Linked DNA regions of Homo sapiens: all the other regions are linked to region 1. The links are chromatin contacts, found by Hi-C or POLR2A ChIA-PET in ENCODE. All regions are on one chromosome and are shown on one strand. The core of a region is the stretch at or near the end of the contact, and the rest is flanking DNA. Distances in the headings are between cores, read along the strand shown. Region 1 holds the start of FERRY3 (FERRY endosomal RAB5 effector complex subunit 3). Region 2 has its middle 20 kb from the start of LINC03141. Region 3 has its middle 120 kb from the start of LINC03141. Region 4 has its middle 120 kb from the start of CCND2. Region 5 has its middle 58 kb from the start of CCND2. Region 6 holds the start of KCNA6-AS1 (KCNA6 antisense RNA 1).

The links. A loop is a pair of places that touch in the nucleus more often than their neighbours do. ChIA-PET counts read pairs that join two places held with the same protein, here RNA polymerase II (POLR2A). Pooled maps may share reads with other maps.
Region 2: a map of ascending aorta shows a loop between it and region 1 (4-fold over the local background). The contact joins the enhancer-like site here to the promoter of FERRY3 in region 1. A Hi-C loop is called at or near these places in 1 of 168 maps with a recorded cell type or tissue (ascending aorta) and 10 of 50 pooled maps.
Region 3: a pooled map shows a loop between it and region 1 (5-fold over the local background). The contact joins the enhancer-like site here to the promoter of FERRY3 in region 1. A Hi-C loop is called at or near these places in 1 of 168 maps with a recorded cell type or tissue (naive thymus-derived CD4-positive, alpha-beta T cell), 5 of 37 single-sample maps with no recorded cell type and 6 of 50 pooled maps.
Region 4: a pooled map shows a loop between it and region 1 (3-fold over the local background). The contact joins the enhancer-like site here to the promoter of FERRY3 in region 1. A Hi-C loop is called at or near these places in 1 of 168 maps with a recorded cell type or tissue (naive thymus-derived CD4-positive, alpha-beta T cell), 5 of 37 single-sample maps with no recorded cell type and 9 of 50 pooled maps.
Region 5: a pooled map shows a loop between it and region 1 (4-fold over the local background). The contact joins the enhancer-like site here to the promoter of FERRY3 in region 1. A Hi-C loop is called at or near these places in 2 of 50 pooled maps. POLR2A ChIA-PET finds 5 or more read pairs at or near these places in 2 of 52 experiments (GM10248 and activated T-cell).
Region 6: a map of OCI-LY7 shows a loop between it and region 1 (3-fold over the local background). The contact joins the promoter of KCNA6-AS1 here to the promoter of FERRY3 in region 1. A Hi-C loop is called at or near these places in 1 of 168 maps with a recorded cell type or tissue (OCI-LY7), 2 of 37 single-sample maps with no recorded cell type and 11 of 50 pooled maps. POLR2A ChIA-PET finds 5 or more read pairs at or near these places in 2 of 52 experiments (HEK293T and OCI-LY7).

Annotation. Positions count from the first base shown.
Region 1 is chr12:4,536,482-4,540,889 of GRCh38, forward strand. It overlaps FERRY3 (FERRY endosomal RAB5 effector complex subunit 3), which reads right to left and starts at 1,988. Exons shown (of 14, transcript NM_020374.4): 1 at 1,928-1,988. It overlaps RAD51AP1 (RAD51 associated protein 1), which reads left to right and starts at 2,409. Exons shown (of 9, transcript NM_006479.5): 1 at 2,409-2,475. The coding sequence starts at 2,459. RefSeq lists enhancers at 1,623-2,232, 2,233-2,841 and a silencer at 1,968-2,017.
Region 2 is chr12:4,030,202-4,034,609 of GRCh38, forward strand. No RefSeq gene overlaps it. Among named protein-coding and RNA genes, the nearest start is that of LINC03141, 20 kb to the left of the region's middle. RefSeq lists a silencer at 961-1,200. Within about 2 kb of position 1,735, at least 21 of the 41 ENCODE cell types and tissues checked have a DNase peak (open chromatin) inside an H3K27ac peak, as active enhancers do; they include ascending aorta, where a contact is called at or near this core.
Region 3 is chr12:4,133,427-4,137,834 of GRCh38, forward strand. No RefSeq gene overlaps it. Among named protein-coding and RNA genes, the nearest start is that of LINC03141, 120 kb to the left of the region's middle. RefSeq lists an enhancer at 1,305-1,910. Within about 2 kb of position 2,590, at least 7 of the 41 ENCODE cell types and tissues checked have a DNase peak (open chromatin) inside an H3K27ac peak, as active enhancers do.
Region 4 is chr12:4,150,899-4,155,306 of GRCh38, forward strand. No RefSeq gene overlaps it. Among named protein-coding and RNA genes, the nearest start is that of CCND2, 120 kb to the right of the region's middle. RefSeq lists a cis regulatory region at 2,524-3,117 and an enhancer at 2,645-3,014. Within about 2 kb of position 2,638, at least 10 of the 41 ENCODE cell types and tissues checked have a DNase peak (open chromatin) inside an H3K27ac peak, as active enhancers do.
Region 5 is chr12:4,213,572-4,217,979 of GRCh38, forward strand. No RefSeq gene overlaps it. Among named protein-coding and RNA genes, the nearest start is that of CCND2, 58 kb to the right of the region's middle. RefSeq lists an enhancer at 1,518-1,737. Within about 2 kb of position 1,785, at least 9 of the 41 ENCODE cell types and tissues checked have a DNase peak (open chromatin) inside an H3K27ac peak, as active enhancers do.
Region 6 is chr12:4,828,164-4,832,571 of GRCh38, forward strand. KCNA6-AS1 (KCNA6 antisense RNA 1) reads right to left here and starts at 2,608. Exons shown (of 3, transcript NR_199077.1): 1 at 2,267-2,608. It also overlaps a transcript of KCNA6 not described here. RefSeq lists enhancers at 1,247-1,436, 1,497-1,656, 2,086-2,587.

The DNA.
Region 1 (4,408 bases), core at 738-3,237:
GGGTTCTCAATAATAGGGAAGGACCATGGAGAGAAGAGCAGAGAGAATTCTTAGGGAGAGTTCATGGGTGGGGAAATACAAAGCTTAAGAAACCGTTGGTAAAAAGAAAGTCAAAGAAGCAGATCAGGGACCAAGGAGTGATCCTGGAGAACTTAGAGGTTGTGGTCATGAGATCCGACTGGGGGAAGGGGAGTAAGAAAGTGTTAGAAAGATTTCCATGTGGGAAGAAGATACACAGAAAAGAGAGAGTACAGGACCTCCACTTCCGGCCCACACCCCAAAGGCAAACTAGACACTACTAAGGAAGAAGAAAATCTAGTTAAAGGCAGTAAGAATCAACATCAATTAAAGATTTATTTATTCATCAGCCTTGTAACTGGACTTCCTATGGCTAGGCTTTCTCCCATCAAATCAGTTCTTACATTATTTTCTACACTGAAGTTATAGTAATCTTCCTTTTTAAAAAAGGAATATACTTATCTGATCATGTTGTTCATCCGCTTAAAAACTTTCTATGACATTCCATTGCTCTCAGGATAAAATGCAAACTCTTTATCCCAGTTTACAACACCCCTGCTTATATTTCCACTCTTCTCTCAGAAACTGCACCTCTCCTTCCTAATACACAAATTCACAAATTTTATTTTCCAGCCATTCTGAACTTCTGTCAACACCAAACTTCTCCTTCCATGCCGAATCTTTTTGAATGCCTTTTCCTTTGCCTAGAGCACTCTTACTGATCTTAATTTCATTGGATAACAATTGCTAATTCTTCAGGTCTCAGTTAAGCCTCTAGGAAGACTTATCCAACTCCCTAAAACTGGATTGGGTCCCGACAGGCTCTCATATTAGCCTAGACTTATTTGAATCATGGCACTTATCACGCTCTATTTCTTACTCTTGGCTAGAAAACAGTCTTCTTGAAGTGGAAGGAATACTGTCTTGTATTCCATGTATTAGGCAGGATGTTGCGAATGGCAAGAACTAATAAATAATTGTTGGATTGTATGGCGTTTTTATTTTATGGTGCTCACTGGAAAAATAAAGAACAAAAAATTATTCATACGGTTATTTAAAAAGATATCACCTGAAATATAAAAAAAACTCAAAGGACTTTTGTACATGTCGTGGGGCGGGGCTAAGTTGAATTATCCAGACTATATTTTCAAATCTGTATGTAGGCTATACACAAAAATCTTCGTCTATTTCACCATAATGCAAAGAGATAGGGTATTTGTTTTACTCAGAAAGAATTAAAATTAAACGTAAAGCAATACAAATTTTTATAATGTTAGAAAACTACCAAAACTACATAAAGGTATATTCTATGATGTAGAAATTTCATTCCTAAGTATATATCCAAATACACACACACGCATATGTTCGCTAAAGTACACCCAGAAGAATGCTCATATAAGTTTTATTTATAATACCCCAAACTGGAAACAACCAAAATGCGTATTAGTAGGAGAATAGTAAACTTGTTTATTTTATGAGATAAATACTACACAGCAATAAAAAAGAATCAACCACTGATAAATGCAAAAATATGAATGAATCAGGAATGTTGAAAAAAAAAAGAGAAGGCAGACACAAAAGCTCTGGTTCAACATTTAGACTTGTGTTTCAAGAAACTGATAACTTTAGTTCTTTCTCCTCTCGCTCTTTTTTTAGACTAATGGTCTATCCTGAAGCCTGGGTTCAGTTTTAGCAACCGTGAAATCCAGGAAGGTTTCCCATAAGAAAATGGGATGGAAGGTCTGGACCGAACACACACAGCCAACAGAGCGGAGGCTCTGAGGCTCACATTAATCAGGGAAAAGGAAGACAGACGGTCGAGCTGAGAAACTTCAGCCGGGTGAGGGGACTAATCCCTCTGTAACGGTTGTCAGTCTGAAAGGGCATCCTCACTCGGTTCTGGGCTCACCTCGTCTAGTTCCGAAGTCCTGGGCAGTCCGCTCACTCGAGCTGTCAGCGCGTCCTGCACTGGGAAACCAGCTGACTTGCCGACATACTTTTTCCACACCGCGGATCCGCGAACGTAGATTCGCCACATCCTTTTCTATTTCCTGGCATCTTGTAGAAAATTTCTCAGTCCAAGTGCCCCTATGTCCCAACCTGTTTCAATTTAACAATTTGAAAGGTGCAATAAGGTGTATTTCTATTGTTATTCTGTATTTCAGAGACAGGGCAAATCCGCCGTTGTGACGAAAGTGCAGGGACAAAGCACAAACTCGGCTCTGGTGGACCGGATACGGAAAAGCGGTGCCTTGGGGAGGGCGGGAGCAAATTCGCTTTCCCCACAGCGCGTGCGCCGCCGCAAGCATGGCTGGTGATGATTGGACGACTGGTAACAGGGGGCGGAGGGCTCCGAAGTCTGGTTTTGGGCGGGAATTGAAACCGCCGCTGAAGCCAACAAGAATTTGAGAACTGTAAATACCAAGCCTTGAAAGGGACCATGGTGCGGCCTGTGAGGTGGGTAGTTCCTGACATTCGTCGGGGGTGGGAGGAAAACTAAGGGAAAAGACATGAGACTAAGGGGAAAGGATCGAGTAAGACCGGAGGGCAGCGATGGTGGGGTTAGGATGGACGGTTATCAAGAACCCAGTCTCCAGTGAGAGCCACCCGTTGCTCAGAAGTATCCTAGCATCGTAGCTTTTTCCTTCTCTTTGCCTCCCTTCACAACCGTCGCCGTTTCTTTTACCAAGACCTTGTTAGCGTTTGAACAGCGCTTTACATTTCACCGAGCGCCCAATTATGTGTTATTTTATTTGTTTATCACTGTAGTTATTTGATATAGAAAGAGTAAGCATTCCTGTTGTATTGATTTAACATTTCTACGTATAGAGGGTAAGTTATCTGAGTCATACAGCCCAGTAAGTGGCAGGGCAATACTCAAACCTAAGTCATCTCACTCAAGATCCTCTGTGCTTTCCATCGTGGTATTAGAAACGATTCTTCTATTTACACAGTTGAGTGCCATGGAAGCCTATAGTTAGCCATTCATTTAATAAAGTTATTGAATATATTCACTTCTTTAGTGTACGAGGTGCTGGAGGTTACATTCCAGTGGGAGGTGAGGTTAGGGGGCCGAAAATAAGCCTCGAAATATGAGAGTGCGAAAGAGGAAAGCACTACTTTAAATATAGTAGTTAATATGTGACTCTGAGGCGATAATGCATGCACTGAGTCATGAATCAGGGTAGAGGGAATAGGAGCCAAGGCCCCATACTTGACCATATTTTAGGGACAGTCTAATGCTATAGGATTAACAAGCAGTGGGGAGAATCGTAGGGGGATTAGGCCAGAGAAATAGGCAGGTGCCAGAACAGATAGGGTCTTGTAAGTCTTAGAAAGGAGTTTAGGTTTTATTTTAAGTCAATGGGAAGTCAGTGGAGGGTTTTAAGTAGGGGAGAGGAATCTAAGTTTGCTTTTATAAAGGTCACTGGCTGTTGGTGGAGAATAAATGATGGATAGGGTGACCAGAACGGGAGCAGGAAAATCAGGTATTATATCATTGGAGAGCGGTTTGGGATAGGGTATTATTAGTGGGCATGGAATGGAACAGATGAATTTGGGATGTATTTCGGAGGCACTGTGGACAGAACTTGCTGATGAAGTAGATGTACAGGTAAGGGAAAGAAAGAATCAGAGATGACTCCACAATAGTTTTGGTCTGAGCTACAGGATGGATGATCTTTGTATTAAGATAGGGAAGACTAGGAAAAGGAAGGTTAGGAGGTGTGAGGGATCAAGATTTCTGTTTCGAACATGCTGAATTTGAAATGGGTTTTAAGCATCCAGGCAGTGGAGTCATAATCCCTTTGTAAGGAACAGCAGTTGTTAAAGTATGGTCTACAGACCTCTGTGGGTCCCTGGAAACTTCTCTAGAGGTCTATGAGGTCAAAACTCCTTTCATAACAATACTAAGATATGATTTGCCTTTTTCGCTGCTTTGTCATTTGCACTGCAGTGACCCCGATAAAACTGCTGGCACCTCAGAACAATTAAGGCAGTGGCACTAAATTGTACTACTAGTCTTTGCAATGTTTACTGCCATACTCTTAAAAGTAAAAAAAAAAAAAAAAATCATTTCAGTTAAGAATATGCTTGATGAAGTAGTGGAAATTATTATATTCATCATAGCTTAACCCTTAAGTATACTAATTAAAAATAGGCTATTGATTTTATTTTACTATTATTCAAGTTCAGAATTTATAAAGGGGTTTTCACATTTTATTCAGCTCTAACTTCTTTAACTCTGAAGAGTAAGAGAGTAATATGAGTGCACTTTTTAATAGTTTGCGTGAGGAAACAGGAAGTACACATAAAGCACTTCTGTATACTGATGCGTGATAGTTATCTCAAGGAAAAGCACTTGTGAGATTGTCTGAGTTGTGAGCTGAGC
Region 2 (4,408 bases), core at 485-2,984, 510 kb before region 1:
CTATTTGAACCTAGGTAAGTTATCTAACCTGTCTCAACTTCCACCACCTTATCTGTTAAATGGGTATGATAATTCTTTACTTACCTGGGGATAATTTAACTGTTCTGATGGGGTACAAAATAGAAGTGGCCTCTGTCCTTTCTAGTGGAAGAGATAGTAAGCAAATAAAATTAGAAAATTACAGCTTTTAACATAGGCATGATGGAAAACCGCAGGGTGTCACGTGGGAGTAGCAGTGGGACCTCATTCAGATTGGGGCACAGGGAAGGCTTCACTAGTAAAATGCCATTTATGCGGAGACCTGAAGGATGAGTTAGGAATTGGCCAAGAGATAGTGAAGGAAACAGCACGCGCAAAGGCCTGAGGCAGGAAAAAGCTGGGGGAGAGGGGCAGTAATTTCAAGCAGCCCAGAAAGACCACTGGGATAAAGCTGGATGGAGAGGGACAGAGATGCTCAGAGGTACTAAGGTGGGGGAATGACATGATGCCATTTACATGTTGAGAAAAGCACTTGGGCCGCTGCGTGGAAAATCGTTTGGGGCTGAAGTATAAGAACTGGATCTCGGTTCTTACAAGAACCTGAATCTTAGCGCCAAGGACTCTAATGATCCTGCTCAAACCTCTCATTTGAAACACGAGAAAAAAACCCCAAAACACCAGAACTACAATTGTGAGAAGCCTTGGCCAGGATCGCACGTTAATCTGGTTGTAATGTAGCTGTGAACTAGGGTCTCTGACTGCTCTTCCGCGATTTATGAGCCCGTGCCCCCCTCCCCCCGCTGCCTTCTGCAATGGTGGAGTGGCCAGGAGATGACTGCCGGGCGTCGGAGTTTTGAGGCAGGCGAGGGTGGCTCGCAGGCCAGGCTCCTGCGGTCCGGGGAAGATGCGCAGCAATGCGCCTCCAAGCCGGGCCCAGGCCGAGCGCCTCTCGCCGCCGCGCACATTCCGGAGGGGGACCGCGGGGCTCAAAGGGCCTGCGGCGTAGGTGGCTCAGCCCTTTCCTTGGCTTTCCCTCCAGGGCCATACTTGCCGAAACCCACTGCCTGAGCCTCCCGCCCGCCCGCCGCGCCCCCGCCCGGGGCCGGGAAACGAGCAGGGACAACTCCCCGCCCGCGCCTCCCCGCGCCCGGCGGCCCGGCTAGCAACCCAGAGGCGCGGCGCTGCGATTGGCTGCGCGGGGGAGAAGGGGCGCTGCGCTGCTCCAATCGCCGGCCGCGCCCGGAGGCCGCGCCGCCAGGAGGCCGCGGACGCGTGCTCGCATGCCTGTGGTATTTGCTCAGAGGGGCATGACCACTTCGGGCAAGCCTTTAAATGTGAGTCAGCTTTCGGCCGATCCCTGGGAAAAATTCCTTCGGTGTTGTCAGGCAGGGTTCGCTAGCTGCAGCTTTTTTTTTTTTTTTTTAAACAATTCAAAAGGGATAATCCCGCTGAATGGGGAAAGGCATTCGGACCCCGTCTCCCCGGAGGAGAGGCCGTGGGCAGTGCCGGGGGCCAGGCCTCCCCGACTCTGGGCGGCCCCGAGGGGCTGGTTTTCTGGAGGGTCAGGGCACCTGCCCTTTCTTCCCTGCGCCCTCTCCCCAACTTCAGCAGGGCACAAAGGGCCGGGGGGCACGTAGACCGCGGGGCGAGCAGTGCCCCCTGGAGTTGTGCCCGGTCCCGGCCTCCCTTTCTCCCCTCTCTCCGCGCTTCTGCTCCTGGACCCGGCCTGGGGAAGCCGAGCGGTTCTAGGTCATCTCTCCACCTCCCTAAGCTTCAGTTTCCTCATGGGCGAAGGGGAAGGCGGACAGTAGAGGAAGTGAGCTGGCCTGGGAGTGTGGAAACTTGGCGTGTTCTCCCAGCTTAGTCTTACTAACGTGCTTGGGCAAGCCCCTTCTGCACTCCCGGCCTCAGTTTCCCCATCTGTAAGATGAGAGAGCCGGTCTGGAAGAGTCCATGAGTGTAGTGACATCAGGCGATCGCGGTACCCCTTCCTGGGGCCTGTGGGCGCGGGGTGGATAAAGCCCTGTGACTTGCCCGCCTGCTCCTGCACAACTCCATAGCTGCTCCCCCAGGCCACCCAGCTTCCCCTCCCAACGTCATCTTAGAGACGCCCAGTAGGCAGGATTGGGAGCACCAAGGGGAAAGAAGACCAAAAAAGGCCGAGGGCTGAGGGAAGTGAGTTGGGACTGGAGGGGTTTATGTGCAATTTGATTTTAAACGAACATCTTGTGCAGAAGAAGAGGCAATTTGGCACCTGTTACTGGTGGGTTAATAGCTTAGGCACTCTTGGTAATGGGGATACAATACTGTGAAGACCAGATTAGCCGACTGTGGCAGCAAATTATGAGTTGACCGGAGGCTGGGTGCGGTGACTCGTTCCTGTAATCCCAGCACTTTGGGAGGCCGAGGTGGGTGGATCACCTGAGGTCAGGAGTTCGAGACCAGCTTGGCCAACATGGTGAAACCCCGTCTCTATTAAAAATACAAAACATTAGCCGGGCGTGGTGGCAACTGCCTGTAATCCCAGCTACTCGGAAGGCTGAGGCAGGAGAATCGTTTGAACCTGGGAGGCGGAGGTTGCAGTGAGCCGAGGTTGCACCATTGCACTCCAACATGGGCAACAAGAGTGAGACTCCGTCTAAAAAAAAAAAAAAAAAAAAAAAAAAGAGTTGACCAGAGAGATGCCATAGAATCTCTGCGCTTGGGAATCTTTGAAAGATAAGGCAGGCACCACCCTCCCTCCTTTGAAGGGCTTTGAAATCCAGGCAGAGTGAAACTCTTAGAGCGCTCTGAATCAAGAGACCATTGGAGCACTGGCTACTTCTGTGTGTGAGAAGTGTGGTTTGGTAAAAAAGAGCATTGCACTGTGCTGCTAACACAGGGGTGTGACCTTGGGCAAGTCACTTGCCTATTCTCAGTCTCCTTTTCATCTGCAGCAGGATGAGGGATTAAGCTAATTGACCTCTTAAAGTCCCTTACAACTCTGACACTCCACGATGAAATGGAATAATGTGTGAGTAATTGCTTTGAAAACTGCATAGCACTAGGGGTCTTTTTGTTGTTATTTTTATATAGATAAAGGTGACCTGAGAGTTCATTAAACTCTGAAACTGGTTGTAAATCAGGCCATCCACAGCCTACCAGCTGAGATTGCAACAGGGCATTTTTTGGCGACAGGTTTCTCTGGCCTGTGAATCAGTATTATTTATTCTGTTTGTACTGTCAGTTCCTGCCCTGGTTTTGTAGCCTGAGGCAGCCACTCTTCGCACTCTGCCTTGGTTTCTCCACCTCACTTGCCTTCTCCAACTTCTTGTGATTCAGATGAATCATGCTATGCCTTTGCCAAGCTTGGATCTCCTGGAAACAGGACTGCAAATTTGGAGGAAGAAAAACGAGAACCAGATTGGTTTGCCACAACTAACTTTGACCATTCTCCTTTTTCCTTCTCTGTGATCTTCCAGTTGTATGGGGGGCTCTGGGATGTATGCAGATGGGGAGGGGGAATAGGCTGAAGATTGAGAAAGAAAAAGGCAGGTGCCAATCATAAAGGAAAGGATTTAAAAATGTATTCCTACCAATTCAGAAATAGGGAAAGACATCTAAACCATCAGGAGGGTCAGATGATCATTATGCACTATACAAAAAAGAGTTCCTAGACTGGAAACCTGGTGCAGAGTTTAGTTCTGCTTGGGCAGGTCAGGGTAGTCTTCAGAAGGGGGTGATACCTGGGATATTTCTAAGGAGAAAGAGCAGTTTTTCTTGTAGTGAGAAGTGCATCTAGCCTGTGGGTAGGGCCTGAGCAAGGCAGAAAGTGAGACTGTGTAGTGGGGCTTGCGTCTCCTAGGAAAGGCCAGTCGCCAGGTGTGTTGTGAGCTCAGGTGAAGATGGCAGAACTGGAGCTGGAAGGCAGAGTTATAAATGGTTTTATCTGTCCTCTTAAGAAATTTGGACTTTATTTTGTAGGAAATGGAGAATAGCTACAGTCTTTTGAATAGGTGGGAGAGATCAGTGGTAGGAACATTGTTTTTCAAACTTCAGGTTATACAGGGAAATTCAGGTCATGACTGACATTTGAAAAATAGAATGGATGAGAATAGAATGGAATAGAAAAATATGAAAATCTGTGTGTGCTGTAAGTATTGGTTCATGAAATGTGTTTGTGTGTGTGTGATTGTGTATGTTCTGAATCATGGTATGAAATATACTTATTATTGTGGGTCCTGGTAACAAAAAAGTCTGAATCCACTGGAATTCAGACCCTTCATGCTGAATCGAGGGGTATGGATTGGAGGGGGAGGGACAAGAAGTTCTTGCAGGCAGGACAGGTGACTTGCATTCTGTCCCACTTCAAGCTCTCAAGAAGGAAATTGCTTAACTTTTGAAAAGAGTTAACCGATCTCTTCCAAGTCCTCCTCCGCAGAGGAAAGAT
Region 3 (4,408 bases), core at 1,340-3,839, 400 kb before region 1:
GAGTTCTGGAGGTAGCATAGATTAGGGACAGAGCACACTTACCTTCACAAGCTCTGATTCCAACACTTGCCAGATGCTTGGTGAATGTTTGGTGAGTGCTTGAGTTGGGAGCTACTTTATTTTACCTCCTGTAATCTCAGTTTCCTCATCTGGATAAGAGTCCACCATTTAAAGGAAGTATTAAGGGAAGAGTCTGAGTATATCCAGTACTCAGACCAAGGAGTATGCCCAGAGGACAGGGGACAGATGGCCTCTTTCCAGTGTGCTGTTCGATTTTCCCACTGCCTTTCAGGTCTGCCTAGCCCTGAACGAAAGGAGAACTAAGAAATGAAGGAGAAGTGAAGAAGAAACAGGAGGGCAACTGGAAGTGGCGAGTCACCAACATTAGAAACGTTAAAGAGAGAAACGAGAAGCAAGCCTGGAAGCTGAGCGGAGGCCATAGTGATAGAGCAGGCAGAGTGGCAGAGTCCAGTCAAGGCTAAGGAGGAGGGAAGGACAGGAGAGTTAAGGCCCAGGTTTCACAAGCAGGAGAGAAAGCTGAGGCTGGCCAGCTACAAGCTAGAGCCCCACAGCCCAGCCAGATGGTAGCACCCAGCCTGGCTCTCCTTGTCTATCCTACAGTCGGCAGCTCCCTTGCCATCAGGCTCTTCCCAGCTTGCAGCTGCTCCCAGACACTGTCTCCTGGGGAAACAGCTGCTGCTTCCCCTTCCTGAATGGAGCTGCTCATGCTTTCCACCAGCCTGCTACTGGTCCAGTCCTGTGGGGAGACACACGCACGCACACACACGTATATGCACACCCACGCGAGCATCCATAGCTGCATGTCATCCCGGAGTTCTCTCTCTTCCTTCTTTCTCCCTCCAACCACCCTCACCCCAAGCAATGGCCCCAGCTGGTCAGCCACCAGCCCCTGCCAGCCTCTCTCTCCCATCCCCAGCACCCTACTTTCAAAACCTAAGACTTTGTGTTTCACGGGGCTGTCCCTAGGAAGAGGACCCAGGTTGACCTAACTAACACGAACGCCCCGTCCCCATGATGGTGGGTGGGAGGTGGGGGAGGGGATGGTAACTCTGCAGACTGCAGTTGATTTGCTGCTCCTGAGAGGACCCAAAACTTTTTCTTAAAGGGAAAAATGCAGAAAGGCCCCAATTCCTGATTGGCTATCAGCTGGACTCTGGAATGCCTCCATTACCGTATATGCTCACATATGAGATGCTGCAGCAAAAGAAAAGTATCCTATTTTCCAAGCCAAGGTGGAGTAAAAATAGAAAAATAGCACATTTATTTCCCCATGAAGGTCCTGTCTCTCTTCCCAGTCTCCACCCCCACAAGCATGACGACTGCCCTAGGAATCGTGATTTTGCAGGGGCCCTATCTTGGCTGGAAAGGAAAACTGAAATATACAATTGACAAGAAGGAGGACTTCTCTGATGATTTTCCTTGAGGCTCATCATTTAAACACACTACTATTTTTCCCGGGGCTTCTCATAGGCAAGGATATACGGTATTTCGCGTGAGGAATGTGCTATTCACAATCTCCCACCTTTCTGGATAGCGGAAGGGATTAAAATGATCTTATAGCTAATCGATTCTCAGGTCCCTGGAGCACCCCTCCCCCACAACCTCCGTGCCCCCAACCAGAAACCTTCCTGCATCCTCTCGGCCTTTCCAGCCAACCTCACATTCTTCCACCCCCACCCCTGGCCAGGAGGGCCAAACAGAGGAGCAGGGAAAGGGGGCAGGGAAGGAAGGAAGTTTGTGAGTGTCTGAATGTGTGCTCTGGTTACATTCCAAAGGCAAACAAAGTAAAATAGAAAACATTAAAGTTAGCTCACCATTGTTTTGTATTATCCATGCCCCGCAAATCTTCATTCATGTAGATAGCAACCAGTGAACAACATTCTCATCACAGAAGGTCAGAAATGGAGGGCCTCGGAGACTGTCATTATCTGCCCTGTTCATTTTACAGCAGACAGCTCTAAGAATCAGAGAGGCTGGGTAACCTGACTAAGGTCACACAGCCAGTTCCTAGCGCCTCCAGGGCTAGAACTTAGTTCTCCTGAGGTTTAGGCCAGGGCTCTGCTCTTTCCACATTCCATACTTGTTTTATTTGTTTTGTTTTGTTTTGTTTTTGAGAGAGAGTCTTGCTCTGTCGCCCAGGCTGGAGTACAGTGGCGCGATCTCGGCTCACTGCAAGCTCCTCCTCCCAGGTTCACGCCATTCTCCTGCCTCAGCCTCCCGAGTAGCTGTGGCTACGGGTGCCCACCACCACGCCCTGCTAATTTTTTTGTATTTTTAGTAGAGATGGGGTTTCACCACGTTAGCCAGGATAGTCTCGATCTCCTGACCTCGTGATCTACCTGCCTCGGCCTCCCAAAGCGCTGGGATTACAGGCGTGAGCCACCTGCCCGGCCCACATTCCATACTTGTTTTTTATTCACATACAAAAGTGCTTCTTGGTTGCCTCTGCCTTCAGTCAGCCTCGTGGTCTAAACCAGTTGATAGGGTAACAACATGGGGACCTTTGATGTTTGGGCTGCCCTTCATGACAGGAAAAAGGAACTACTAATTGCCCCGGTCTAGGTGCAGACTGAGCCACGTGCTGGGCCCTTTGAGGACGTGGGCGGCAGAAGTCTCACAATGACACTTGGTTGCACAAACCCAGAGCAATTGAGGGGAACTGAAATTTGATCTTTTTCCTTCTTTCTTTCTTTTTTTCTCCAACAATGTATGAAAGAGCCAGTGAAAACCCCAGCCAGACACACTGAATCATTGAGAAACACAGAAGCGGGAGGCGCCCATCCCTTCTTGGTGATGGGGGAGCTGGAGGGCAATGACTTCATCAGCTGTTGTTGCTGTCACAGTCCCAGTGTCGTGAGGCGTTCCCTGTTCACCTCTGTGTATCCACAGTTATGTGAATGGTTGTGTGCATGAATTTGTGGACAGGGGGCTTGGGCCTGTTTCTGTGTATGCGTGTGTGTGTGTGTGTGCGTGGTGTGTGTGTGTGTTCTTTCAAACACACTCACTTCCTCTTCTGCCGCTCACTGCCATAATGCTCCAAGAACCCAGCACAAGGTTTCCATTAGTGAAGCACATTTTTGTGCTATGGATGTTGAACCAGCGGGGAAAGAAAGCAGACTGTTGTCTGTGATGGATGGGTTTTCTAGAGAACTTCCCAGGGTGGTCCTTAAGGGGGCTGGGACGGAGGCATGCCGGACGCACAGCCTCAAAACATTCCCTTGTTTGGGTTTGACATGTGTGCTGGGGGTCTGTCTGCTCTGCCGCTGGGCCCTGCAATTCCATTCATCCCTGGGCCCTCCTTTCTGCCTCGATCCTTCCCTTCCCCCCAACATCCCTCACTTCCAGTTTACCTGAGTTCAGAAATCCCTTTTTCTCTTTCTAGAATAAAAAGTAGTTTGTCCCGTGTGCTTGCTTTTGGTTGTGTATATGGCTGCCCCTAAGAGGAAGGGAAGGTTGGGGGACCGGAGCTGATGTGATGTCACCCGTTACTCCTTCATGTGAACAGTCTCTGTGTATCTCTTCAGAGTGCTGAGCTTCTCACAGACGTTATAAGAATGATTTTCCAGGATCATCACCCTATGGGCGAATAGAGACAAGGAGAGATGAGGTGGATGACCCAGAAGCAACATCTCCCACAATGCCTGGAATACAATTAGCATGTGTCGGATAAATGACTAATAAAAATAACTAGGATTCTATGGAAACTGAGTTTATAAATCACTTTCCCTCTGCTCAGTTAGCCCCACTGTTTTAAAGCAGAAGGAAATAAGCCTCCAGGAGCTTGAGTGATTTGTCACGTGACCATTAAGTGGCAGAGTGGGGAAGCAAATCCAGTTCCCAGACTTGAGGTTCCCCCAAGATGTTTACATCTTATCACCGTGTTAGGGGAGCCTGGAACCACTATCCGAAGAAGGGCCACTGCCCTCAAGGTGCTTTCAACCCAGCTGGGGAGACAGAAGCTGCAGAGGAAATAATACAGAACAATTCAGGGAAATATCATACAGAAACACTTTGGGGACTCCAAAGGCCCCGGGAAGACAGGACTGCATTGGGGACCATTATCCCAGTTCAATGAGGAGAAAATGGAAGGGCCATAAAGAAATGGAGCAGTTCACCCAAGGTCAAATCACTGAGAACAAAGGCAAGTTAATGAAAGCCTTAATCCAGTTGAAGGGTTTTCAAAGAGCTTTTAGGAACAGGTGGGTGGCAGACTAGAGGCTCAGACCTCCCAGGAAGGGCATATCGCCCAGTCCCCCACCCACAGTCTTTTCTTCACTTCAACATAGGAAAGTTCTTTCCATCACTGGAGCAGAATATCCCAGAGTAAGTTGCGCGATATACTGTTAACTCAAAAAGTTTGATGAGGCCAGGCGCAGGGGCTCACACC
Region 4 (4,408 bases), core at 1,388-3,887, 380 kb before region 1:
AAGTTCTTATGGATGCTGGATATTAGACAAAAGGACATTTTCATAACAAAAAGCAAACTATAATCTCAGAATAAAGATATCCTTCAACAAACGTTTTCCACCCACATGCATAGTCTTTATTTTTTCTCAGACCAGCAAATATGTCATTGAGAGCCTTCAGCGATCTACCATGGCCTCTCATTTAGGAGTGACTGAACTTGAAGATGTCAAGTAGGCACTCTTAACCAATTGTCTATTTTCTTAAATTATTCTTACTCTTGGCTGGGCGCAATGGCTCACACCTGTAATCCCAGCATTTTGGGAGTCTGAGGCAGCTGGATCACCTGAGGTCAGGAGTTCAAGACCAGCCTGACCAACATGGTGAAACCCCGTCTCTACTAAAAATACAAAAAATTAGCTGGGCATGGTGGCGCACACCTATAATCCCAGCTACTCAGGAGGCTGAGGCAGGAGAATCACTTGAACCCGGGAGGCGGAGGTTGCAGTGAGCAGAGATCGTGCTACTGCACTCCAGCCTGGGCAACAAGAGTGAAACTCCATCCCAAAAAAAAGAAAATTATTCTTAGTCTTTCCCTCCTTTCCTCTTTCTTTCTTTCCTTTCTTCCTTCTCTTCTTCCTTCCTTCCTCCCTCCTTCCCTCTTTTCTTTCTCTTTCTCCTTTTTCCTTCCTTTCCTCTTTTCCTATACAAATATTTACTGAGCATATACTATGTTCTAGTCTACCATCTATTCTTCTACAACACATGTTCCTATAAGAACTCATCCACAGCTAATAAATAGGGAAATTAAGTGCTTATAAAGTGAAAGTTGGGTGGGTTCATATGGATTTTTTCCTAGCAAGAAGAGCTAAAGTAGCAGGAGTAGAATTCTAACCTTCAACAAGAAAGGGAAAAGCCCTCAACTTGGCTTTTGCTTAGGTAAGAGCCCTTTCAGCTCTATTTTAAGAAAATTGCAAATGCATGCCTGCACCTGGGTTTGCTTCCCAGAAAGGCTCATCCTAGGAAGCAGGTTGCACTTCCTCCTATGCCCACCTGGCCCAGAGTCCACTTCCATCTGCACCATCTCAGCACCTGCAACCAGCAGTACCACTCTATAGTTTTGTGCAAGTTTTAATATCCCCAGAGGCAACTTTCCAAAGTAGAATTGTTGCCTGGGCTGTCTAGGTTTTCTCTGAAGGCACCAATTACTGTTTTTATTAGTGCTCTATTACCGAGTTGCATAGATTTCTCAGGCCTGCCCAATCCTATTATTTTTAGCCTGTTATTTTTAGTGTGCAGTTTTACAGAATACAAAGTTTTTCAGGAATGTATGTATTATGTTACAGCACCTAACCTGTACTAAACCAATAGTGCTTATCTTTAACTGAACTAGAGTGTAATCACACCCACAGGATACTAAGCCATAGTTGAAAACAAAAACATAGAGCTACGTGGAAAAATCCCCACTGCAGAGTTAAGTGAACAAAAGCAAGCTGAAGCACAATACATACAGTATGATCTTATTCATGCAGTGAAGGGAAATAACCTTTGTAACAATGCTTTTCATTCTCTATGCATAAAGACACTGTATTCCATATGTCAGTAAATTAAAGGGAAACCTGGTAACAGCTTCGAGTTTAGTGAGAGAGGGGAGAAGGATCCCAGCAACATTGCCCTTAAATCCAGGTCAATGATGTCCTACTCTGGTCCCCTCTGGATCCTTCCCTTGGGACAAAAAGTTCTGCATTTAGTGGCACTTCCCTTTCCAGATCACAGTCCCTGGAAACTGGGACGCCAGAATTCTCTTGCGAGAGACTCCCGAGCCTGCTACATTTCTGGATCCATTTTCCTGACAATTGTTGCCTTTGTGCGCACCCTTAGGTCCAGGGAAGGGGCAGCGGGAAGAGAAGATGGGAAAGCAAGAGACCTCCACTGGTCCTGTTTTACAGGCAGGCCTGGTTACCAGGAGATAGAGTAGGTGCTGTCTGATCCTGCAGGAGGTTTTTTTTGTTTGTTTGTTTTTAGACAGGGTATTCCTCTGTCACCCAGACCGGAGTGCAGTGGCGCGATCTGAGCTCACTGCAACCTCCACCTACCGGGTTCAAGTGATTCTCCTGCCTCAGCCTCCCGAGTAGCTGGGATTAGAGGTGCCTGCCATCATGCCCGGCTAATTTTTGTACTTTTAGTAGAGACAGGGTTTCACCATGTTGGCCAGGCTGGTCTTGGACTCCTCACCTCAGGTGATGCACCCGCCTCAGCCTCCTAAAGTGCTGGGATTACAGGTGTGAGCCACTGCGCCCGGCCTGGTCCTATGGGACTTTATGTGTAAGGTCCAAGTTTTACAGGGAGAATCAGTTTTACGTTGTTTAGATACTTAACAATTAATTAAAACATAACAAAAAATTGCGATACTTTCTACTCATCTGGAAACTGGAACTAACAGGGTCTTTCATGATAATTCTTGATTATGGTTCCTGAGTTCGATGGGGAAAGAAATGGGGAAAATTAAGACATAGAGGGTGACAGGTGTCAGTGACTTCCTACTTTTAAAGAAAGCAGGCTTACTGTGATGGCTGCAGAGGGCTATGGGGTGAGAGTGGAATTCCCCAGAAGCAAAAGCCATAGCAATTAGTAGAATTTCCACCCCACTTCCACCCACTGTCTCACGTCCAGCCCATGGCCTGGCCCCAAGAAGCACCCAGGAAACAGTCCTGAGCAGGCCTTGTATCACACACTTCAGGGCAGTTGGTCAAATCTGTCATCAGAGGCGCCACAGACCAGGGGATTTCCTGTGGGTGGAGTCCTCAGCAAGGTCTTGGCACTATTCTGGGGTGTTCCCCAGCTCCCCCACACTGATTCCAGGAAGCCTGCCTGGGATTATCAGAACTTTGCTATCTTGTCCTCAGCTGCTTTCAACAAAACTGGGTGGGGGCTGGGGATAGGCCACCTGGTGAATGAGCCAAAGGAGAACAGAACCAGGAAGCAGCAGGCCAGCCATCTAGGTGTGTCTACTTATGAGCTTGGGCAAGCCATTTAACTCTGCGCCCCGCCGGTCCCCCTGCTACCTATAAAATTGGGATAATATTCCATCTCAGGGCAACTTCAGAAGGCTGTTGTGAAAATTAAATGAGATAAACAATCGATCTGATTTTTAAAAAAGACCAAAGACTTTGCATAGGCTGGGTGTGGTGATTCACCTGTAGTCCCAGCGCTTTGGGAGGCTGAGGCGGGAGGGTTGCTTGAGCCCAGGAGTTTGAGACCAGCCTGGGCAACATAGCAAGACACCGCCTCTAAAAAAAAAAAAAAAAAGACTGAATATATCTCACCAAAGAAGATACACAGATGGCAAATAAGCACATGAAAAGATGTTCAACATCATATGTCATCAGGGAAATGCAAATTAATACAATGATAAGACACCATTACACGCTATTAGAATGGCCAGCTCCAGAACATAGAAAACACCAAATGCTGGACAGAATGTGAAGCAACAGGAACTTTCATTCATTGCTAGCAGGGATGCAAAATGGTACAGTCACTTTGGAAGACAAGTTTGGCAGTTTTTCACAAAACTAAATGCACTTTTACCACACAAGCCAACAACTGATTGAACTCCTTGGTATTTATGTCCACACAAAAACCTGCACACAGATATTTATAGCAGCTTGTTGTTTTGTTTTCTTTTGTTTTGTTTTGAGATGGAGTCTTGCTCTATCGCCCAGGCTGGAGAGCAACGGCACGACCTTGGCTCACTACAACCTCTGCTTCCTGGGTTCAAGCGATTCTCCTGCCTCAGCTGCCCGAGTAGCTGGGATTACAGGTGCCCACCACCATGCCCGGCTAGTTTTTGCATTTTTAGCAGGGGTTTCGCCATGTTGGCCAGGCTGGTCTTGAACTCTTGACCTCAGGTGATGCACCTGCCTCGGCCTCCCAGAGTGCTGGGATTACAGGTGAGGGCCACCGTGCCCAGCCAGCAGCTTTATTCTTAATTGCCAAACCTTGGAAATAACCAAGATATCCTTCAGCAGGTGAATGGAGCAACCAACAATGGTGCATCCACATAATGGAGTATTATTCAACTCTGAAAAGAAATGAGCTGTCAAACCACGAAAAGACAGGAAGGAACCTCAAATGCATGCTGTGAAATGAAAGAAGCTAATCTGAAAGTTTACATACTGTATGGTTCCAGCTGTAGGACATTCAGGAAAAGGCAAAACTACAGTTAAAAGATTTTCTGGGGATTTGTGGGGAGGGGTGAGAGATGAATAGAGGGCATAGGGGATTTTGAAGGCAGTGAAACTATGCCGTTAGATACTGTAATGGTGTATATGTCACCATACATTTGTCAAAAATCATAAAATGAACAACAGGAGTGAACCCTGATGTAAACCACCGATTTTAGTTAACAATAATGCAGCAATATTAGCTCAT
Region 5 (4,408 bases), core at 535-3,034, 320 kb before region 1:
AAGCTCTAAAATTGACTGCGGTGATGATTGCATAACTCTGTGAATATACTCAAAAATCACTGAATTGTACACTCTGAATGAGCGAGTTGTATAACACGTGAATTGTATTTCAACCAAGCTGCTATTTTAAAACACTTAGCTCAATGAATCATTGCAAGATGAATAACCCATGTAACCATCACCCAAGTCAGGAAATGGAATATTCTAGAATCCCAAAGTCCACCTACCGCCTGCGAGGACATGTATTTTTTGTTTGTTTGTTTAGTCTCCTGTCCCCAGAAATCTTATGGCACATCTCTGAAATAGGTCATTTGGTGTGACTGGTATTAACTTCCACTGGGTCTGCAAGGAAACATGGTGGCCTCCCTGGTGATCCTTCTCATGAAACACAGAGTTCATTCCTAGCGTCCTATTTTAAAAGGGATACTGGCAAATCTGAGCCCATCCCAAAGGTGTGTGAACAGATGAGGAGATCTAGTGTTCACATGAACAAAAGCTGAGGATCCAGGTCCACATAGCCTGGAGAAAAGATTTCTGGGGGACCGAATTGTTGTCTTTCCATAGTAAAGGGTTACCACATGGAAGTGAAGGCACCTGTGCTTTGTCACCCACAGGGCAGATCTAGGAAACAGGAGATGGGGCAGTGCCAACATGTATAGTGTCCAGCATTACATATGGCACGTGACACACAAATACCACCAGAGTCATTTATCAAGGGCCTAGTACATGTCGGGCTTTGCGTGTTCTCTCGAATCCTCACAAAGACCTTGTCAGATGGGTATAATAATCCATGTTTTGCAAAAGAGGAATGAACTGGGAGAAGAAGATTTGCCAATGGGGACAGATGAGACAGTGTGGCCCTCTTAGGCGCCAACATCTTTATCCTGCATTAAATGAACATGCAAGCTTGTCCAACAGACAGGCATCAAAGGCTGTTTAGAAGAGAAGGGAAAAGAAATGGAGAGGGAGCAGGGGACCTCCCAAGCTCATTGCAGGTGTGTCCCTAAGAACTCCAGAGGCCCGGCCAGGTACAGTGGCTCACGCCTGTAATCCCAGCACTTTGGGAGGTGGGCGGATCACGAGGTCAGGAGATGGAGACCACCCTGGCTAACACGGTGAAACCCCGTCTCTACTAAAAAAATACAAAAAAATTAGCCGGGCGTGGTGGTGGGCGGCTGTAGTCCCAGCTACTCGGGAGGCTGAGGCAGGAGAATGGCGTGAACCCGGGAGGCGGAGCTTGCAGTGAGCCGAGATTGAGCCACTGCACTCCAGCCTGGGCGACAGAGCAAGACTCTGTCTAAAAAAAAAAAAAAAAAAAAAAAGAAGATGATGATGAAACTGAGGATTAGGAAGGTTAAGCGACTTGCCTGGACCAAGATCATCAGCTGCATGAACCTCTTAACAAAATGTTGGTCTAAAAAGCTATGTCAGGCTTATTCCTGGTTCCTCGTCTAAGCTGCTGTGACATTCTTCACACACGTCACCCTTTCCCTGGCCTTAGTTTCCCAATCTTTGGGCATGGGGCCTGAGCAGAGGGCTGTATAGCGGCTTGAGCAAGTGGTCTGGCGAGAAGAAAGTGCCTTCTGAAATTGAGTCTGTTCTGTGGCAGCGTTTGGGTGGAGCCCCCGATTTTGGCCCAAATTGCGCAAATAGTTGATCATAAAGAAGATTAAACAGACAAGTGAGATTTGCGCCGGTGGTCTCAAGATGGGACAAGTTTGTTCTAGATTTGAAAGTCATGCTTCAGTGCTCCAATGTAGCAAATTTTCTGTCCCTGGGGCTCTGGGGAAACCCTTGTGTAGTATATTTGCTTTCAGTTTCCTTTGACAGAGGTAGGGAGCTGGTGAGTGGGGGAAACATGCCCTTTTTCTAGGATCCCTCAACGCTTAATAGACGTGCAATCACCATCATCCAGCAAGGGCGTTGACAGCTTCTCAACTTCTGAACATTCACCCAGCAACCCGCGCCATGCCCCTGCGGTCTGGCCCTTGTCCAGCCTGCTGAGCCTTCTCTGTCAGAACCTTCATAAAAACAGGAACAGGATCTCTGACGGCCCAGAGGCTAACTCTGTCTCCTTTCTTGCCCGTTTTACTCTGGGCCCTCCCACGTGCCCACCAAACGCTGAAGGGAAGATTTTCTTAACTCAGTAAATGGCCACACATGTGTCTCGCTTCTGCAGTTCTGGCTTGGAGAAGTTTAATGTCTCGGGGCTGGAATAGCCTTGGAAGTCCTCAGGTTTATCCCACTGCCTCTGGGTTGACCACGTCGAGAGCTCCCCAGGACTCTCTGCCTCCCCATGTTTCTTAAGCCCACATCTGTGCAGAGCTTGTGGATCCTCAGTCAGATCAACCAGTCAATCTCCAAAGCTGCTCACCATCTAGTGCCACTGAGAGCCTTAATGCAGATATAGATGATGACCTGGTAGCTCACATGTACTACCCAGGGCTTTAGAGAATATTCAAAAAGTGCAAGTCCTTGTATGACTCAGGATGTGTCAGGTAGGTAGCTCCCGGGAGACAGAGAGAAGGCGGGTAGCCCCTCCATTGTGTGTTTAGCTCTTTCAACAATCCCTTGTAAGGTCTGTTAAATTATCTTGAGCACACAGCTCATTTTCTCAAATAAAATCTGTTCACTTTAAGGAAGAGAGATGCTTTATCTTCCCTCCTATTATTCCTGGCATCAAACCTAGCAAATAGTAATAATAATAATAGCTATGAGTTATGACTGCCTACTCTGTTCCAGACACTGCAAAAGGAACTGTAAATACATTAGCTTACCTTACCTTGACGAGAATTCTATGAGTCAGATATTGTTACCATTTGAAAGACGAAGAATGAAGGATCAGATTCATTCAGTGACTTGTTCCATCCTGACCTTTCAGCCTATAGCTGATGGAATCAGCATTCTAACCCAGGATAATCTGAGAAAAGGCTGGATAAGTCAGGATAAGCCAAGCTATGCTGCAGGTACAAGTAAACTCTAAAGTTTCCGTGGCTTTGTATAATAAAAGTGTATTTTTCACCCACGCAAAAGTGGTTGCAGATCTGAGTGCATCTCCAGGGTAGTTTTCCTCCTTGTGGCAGCTCAGCTACCCTTCCCTTTTCCCACCCCAACATGGGGCCTCTATTGTCAATCTACCTGAAGACAAAGGGCTGGAGCTTCACGCAGGGGCTTCCATGCTTAGGGCTGAAGATGACCTGACTGTATCACCACCAAACACATTCCATTAGCTAGTCATTCACAGGGCCCCACCTAACTTCAAGGAACCTGGGAAAGTAGACTTCTCTGTGCCCAGGAAAGAGGAAAACCAGGTATGGAGAAGCCCTAGTAATCTCTGCTACAAAAGCCAACATGCTTTCTACCATGCTAAACTGCCTCTAAAACTGAAAATAAAAAATAAAGTATGTTCTAATGACATTGCCACTGAGGTTGTCACGTGCACACAAAAGACTGGAGTGGGTGAGTTGGGGAAGATAGAGGAGCCGTTCATGCTGTAGACAAAACGCAAGACTTTTTGGTACATCAAATCAGCCCCCAAATCCCCGACCTAATTAGTGCCCAGACAGAGGAGCTGGACTGCCCCCATCTTTCCTCTCAGATGGATTTCCAGTCTTCTGTGACTTCTTCTTATCAAGGTGCCCCTAATATTCACTGTAACAGAACCTCCCACATATACACCACTCGCTGCTGGGGTGCACAGCAGAGAGAGAGGAAGTTAGGAGGCAGGGCTGGCATATGTGACACTTCGCATACATTTTCTCATTTCATCCTTGCAGCAAACCCACTTGGTGTAGCTCTTGGTAGTTTCACCCATTGAATAGTACAGGAAATTGAGACTCAGAATAATTAAATCGCTTTTGAAAGGCCACTTACGGGGACCTTCTCACTCCAAATGGACTTTTCTCACTACGACCATGTCAAATTTGCCCCCGGTCTGTTTTATTTACTTAAGTGGATCTCAGTCGCATGGAAATGGATTAATCATAATACTTATTTCATTCTGCACTCCTATAGTTGCCCCATGCATAACCCTACTTGATTGTTTGGCTATTGTTTTGAAAAATGTAACACGCTCCTAGAAACATACCACCCAACACATGGTTCTTCTTCATCCCACTCTGCCTGCCTCTTCCATGCACTGTAATTAACATACTACATTTTAGATGCATCTTTATCTTGCTTTCCTTTTATATAATTTCATTTTATTTATTTATTTATTTATTTATTTTAGAGACAGAGTCTTGCTCTGTCACCTAGGCTGGAGTGCAGTGGTGCAATCATAGCTAACTGCAGCCTCAAACTCCTGGGCTCAAGCGATCCTCCTGCCTCAGCCTCCCAAAATGCTGGGACCGCTGGCAGGCACCATCATGCCCAGCTACTTCTAATTTTTTTGTAGAGATTAGGGTCT
Region 6 (4,408 bases), core at 1,358-3,857, 290 kb after region 1:
CCCCCAGACTAACTTTGTCTATGTCTGTATCTGTATCTCTATAGAGACACTCAGTGTTGGAACTTGGTTGTATTTCTCCCCCAGACTAACTTTGTCTATGTCTGTATCTGTATATCTATAGAGATCATTCAGCATTTCATCTGAAAAGCTTCATATTATGTCTCTAGTTTTCTCATGCAATTACTACATAGCCGTCATGGAGATGCAGCATTCTTTTGGTAACCCACTTCCTATTGGACGTTCAGGTTGCTTCTAATGAACGGTGCTACAACGAACACTTGTAGTGTAGATATTTGTTCACATTTATGACTCCTTCCTTGGCTATACTCCTAAAAGAGTCAAGAGATGTAAACAAAGTGAGCAATTAATTTTCTAGGTATCACCTTTCTCACCTATAGTAAAACAACAACAGAAACAACAATCACTGATAGCAGCGGACACTCACATAGCATCTTGTTTGCCAGGCATGTCTCTAAGGGCTTATGTGTACCAGCGCATTTAATCGTCCCAGTTGCCCCGTTATTATCTCCATTTCACAGAAGTAGCTTGCCCAGAGTCACACACAGCCAGTAAGTGGGGTGGTAGGATTTCAGCCTGGGCAGTCTGGCTCCAGAGTCGTGCTCTTATCTGCTAAACTAGTGTTGCCCCTGTGGGATGAAAGAGCTAAAATGAAGAATCCCTGGGGTCCTGTTACCTGGGAACATCGCTAATGTAGCATGGAATCCTGCAAATAATGCTAGAACGGAGTAATGCAGTTGCCTGATAAGAGTTCACCGGCTCCTGTCATCCTCTTCGTCCTCCCATTTGTGTGTTTGACGAGCTTGGGGTCTCTGTGTTTGTGAGTGCATGTGCATGGATATGCAAGTGTTTGTATAATTTTATGAATGGAACAGAGTCCGCAGTGTGTGAAGCAAGAAAGCCTGAACAATCTATTGACACAATAAAGCACTCATAATTGATGCTGTTAGTTATAGATAACTCATCATCGTTTCCTTTTTATCTTAAGGTTCCCAGGCACGTTGGCTGGGAAATGTGTCATTTTATAATTGGAGTTTCACCCCGGTGGAGCAGGAATAGGATGGGATTTGGCTGTCTACTGTAACCCCATCCCCCCAAAGCATGTCTGTACTTACCGTCTGAGGAGGGTGCTTCCCCTCCTTGAGCTGATTTGCCTGTGCTGTCCAGAAGCATTGCTGGATATGATTATCCAGTAGAAAAGGAGCTAATCGACAAACTTTTCACTGGCATAACGTGTCCACATTGCTCTTATTGCTCGCTAAATATAGAGGTTGCCAGGACCCCTTGAAATTTTGATTCAGAAGATCTGGGAGAAGCCTGAGAATATGCCTTTTTAAAAAACATGTGCTCTGAGTGATCACCTTCATGGATTTTGGGGAAGTCTTAGGTAGCAGGTCTCAACCTTCATAGGATATCAGCATCACCAGATTCTTTTGAAAAAAGTACCACTTCCTGTCCTTCTGCTCACTGCCTGCCCTAATTTGAATAACTGATCTAGGGTGGTTTCCAAGTTCAGGATTTAAAAAAAAAAAAGTCTCTAGAGGTTCTTGTGTGCAGCCATAGTTGGGTACCTCCAGCCCAAGAAGTTCTGCTGATAATATCGCACCTATACATTTAATTGCACTTCACATTTTACAACTCTCTTTCACCATTGAACATCGTAACAATTCACTAAGGTCAGTAAAGCAGGCATTATTATATTGTCCTTGGCCGAGAGAGGTTGACTGAATTGCCCGAGGCTGCACAGCTTCTCCCTCAGTCAGCAGCAGCTGTTCCCTACTTGGCTCATGGCCAGTCCTGCCAGTTCTTTTGGAAGGGGCAGCCTCCACTCCCCTGAGACTCACAGGATGAAATCAATTGCCTCTCCTAGTGCTGATGCTCGCGAGGCTCTTTCTTCCCCTTCTCAGCCACATCTTTTCTACTGCAGCCACTCTTCCTGCTCAGAGGGCCTCTCTCTGAAAGGTGCAGTTGCGTTCCCCTCCCATGCTCCATCCCACTTAACGGTTAGGTCATGGCACTGAGGGATGGACAGCTTGGAGCCTGGACAGTCCACATCCTCCACCGTGGTCTGAGGACAGAGACGTGCTGCCCCCCAGCTCCAGCCCCTTCGATGCCATCCTGCAGAAAGCACTGTGCACGCTGCATGGCAGGAGCCAGTAAAGTTCCACACCCCCATCCCAAATTCTCACATCCACCACCAAAGCTTCCTTCACCCCTGCATCCCACCGCGGATAACCTGAAAGCCCACCTGAGTCCTTCCTGGGAGGCGGCTGTGTGGGGCTGGAGCCCCCTGCAGTGGTGAGTCCCACTCCGGACACCTGGCCAATGGGAGCTTAACAAGGTGGCCAGCGAAAGAGAAACAGAACCCGGTAACGGCATCTGCCCCTTCCGCCATCCTCCACCCCGCAACCCGCTGCGGGCTCAAAATCTCTCCTCATTCAAACCGAGGACTTTTGTTTCTCTTTACTGTTCCTCTCCTTGTCCAGACCTTTTCCTTCACACAGGCTGTATCTTGGAGAGGCTCCCAGTGACTGTAGACTTCCTGTGTCAGAATCCTGCAGCCTCTGTCCCTGGGCTGCTTGGGCGGAGTGGGAGGCTGCGGGAGAAGGCGGGGTTTGCCTTGCAGGCAATGCGGGCAGGGGCGCTGCACCCAGGGAAGAGTTCCAAATGCTGATTCTCCCCATGGCCTTTACCTACCTACCTATTCAGCAGCCTTGCAACTGAGACGAAGCCACCCCCTAGCAGACTTTTGCAGGATATCGTTCACTTTCCTCTCTCAGGCCCTGCCCACCACGGGTTGTTGGTTTTGTGAGTTGGTGTGGGGGAGTCAGCAGGGTCCTCAGTGACTTTTGATCTTTCAGCGCTGACTTTCAGGAAAGGTAAGCTCTCTGCCAACAAAGCTGGTCTCCGCTGTGCCTCCTCCTCTTATACAACAACCCTAAGTGGCTTTCCTGCCAGGTGAGAGGATTTGCAAGGACTGCGGAGGAATATGGGACCGACGAGCTCTCCTTTCTCAAAACAGAGGGAGCCTTGGTGCAGATGCACAAAGTGGTCCTTGAAGTTGCATGTGGCCCGGAGCGGCTGGCTTGGTGGATCTTTACTGTTCTGGTTGGGCATTGTCAGGCAGCTATCAGAGGGCCCAAGAGTCCTTCACAATAACTCGTTATCACCCACAAGCAGCCAGCCAAGTTAGTACCTGCTTGACCCCGTCCTGCTGACAGTGGATTGGACCAGGGTTGAGCCTGAGAGCCAGCCAGCATGAGCCTCTTTCCTAGAAACCGTTAGTCAGGAAAAAAACGTTCTGGTTCAGTCTGGGCTAGCCTCTCTATGGGAGAGATGGAAAACCTCCCAGCCATGGGAGCTGGAAGGGGTCGGATCCATCCTCCAGCTCCGCTTTCTCCTTTTGTAAATGCCAAAAAGAATTGGGGTCCTGAGTGATGACTTGATTGGCCCAAGGCCACGTGGCTACTATGACTACTTTATAACAGAGCTGGATTTTGGAGTCCAGTGTGTTAATTCACTTACTCCCTTGGCTAAGACACGGAGCTTCTGAAAATAATCTCTTATGAGAGCTTCCATTCAGCTCAGACTTTGAAGAAATGATAGTTCTTGCATACTATATACAGAGAGAGCACAGGTCTCAGTATCAGACTGATCTGGGCTCAAACCCTGGCTCTCCGAGTCACTAGTATTGAGATCTTGGGCACATTTCTCATACACCTTGTGTTCCTCCAGTATAAAATGGGGATCACTCTGGTCTCACAGAAACATGGTGAGGGTGTTCTATTGAGTAGAAGATACGCTTAGCAAATACTCATTGCTAAATAAAACAAGGCTTCCTGGTCAAAATGAGTAATAGCTCTCTCCTTCCTAGTGCTCTGATTCTGAAGATGGTGTAGTTGTGGAATTATTTAGTGCCCTCATGTTTGTGGTTGGGACCAGAGAACAGGGGCCTTTCTTTTGCTTTTCTTCAGACCCCGAGAGCCTGGGTGTCATCAGTCAGCCCACGACCATCCCTTGTGGGCTTGGGAAAACTCAGACAGAGAGGGAAATGTGAGACTCTGGCAATGTGAAAAAAACAAGTACCTCTCTATTACTTATTTTCTAGTCTTGTGAAGTTTGTTCAACCTACAACCCAGCATTGATTCAAGGCCTCCTCTGTGACCCCACCCCAGCGGCAGTGCGCCCACTGGGTAAGATAAAGTGAGAGGTGCAGGGACGCACAGGTAGAAGGAGATCCTTCAGGCCTGGTCACATCTGAGGTTATGGGGCGGTGGCCTGATACTCCTGAGACAATACGCTTTTTGATACTCTTTTGAGGGTGGCTGCAGAGGACATTGGCTTGTACCTCTGGCCCCTCTGTTCATTCTTCACCTCATAGAATGAACAT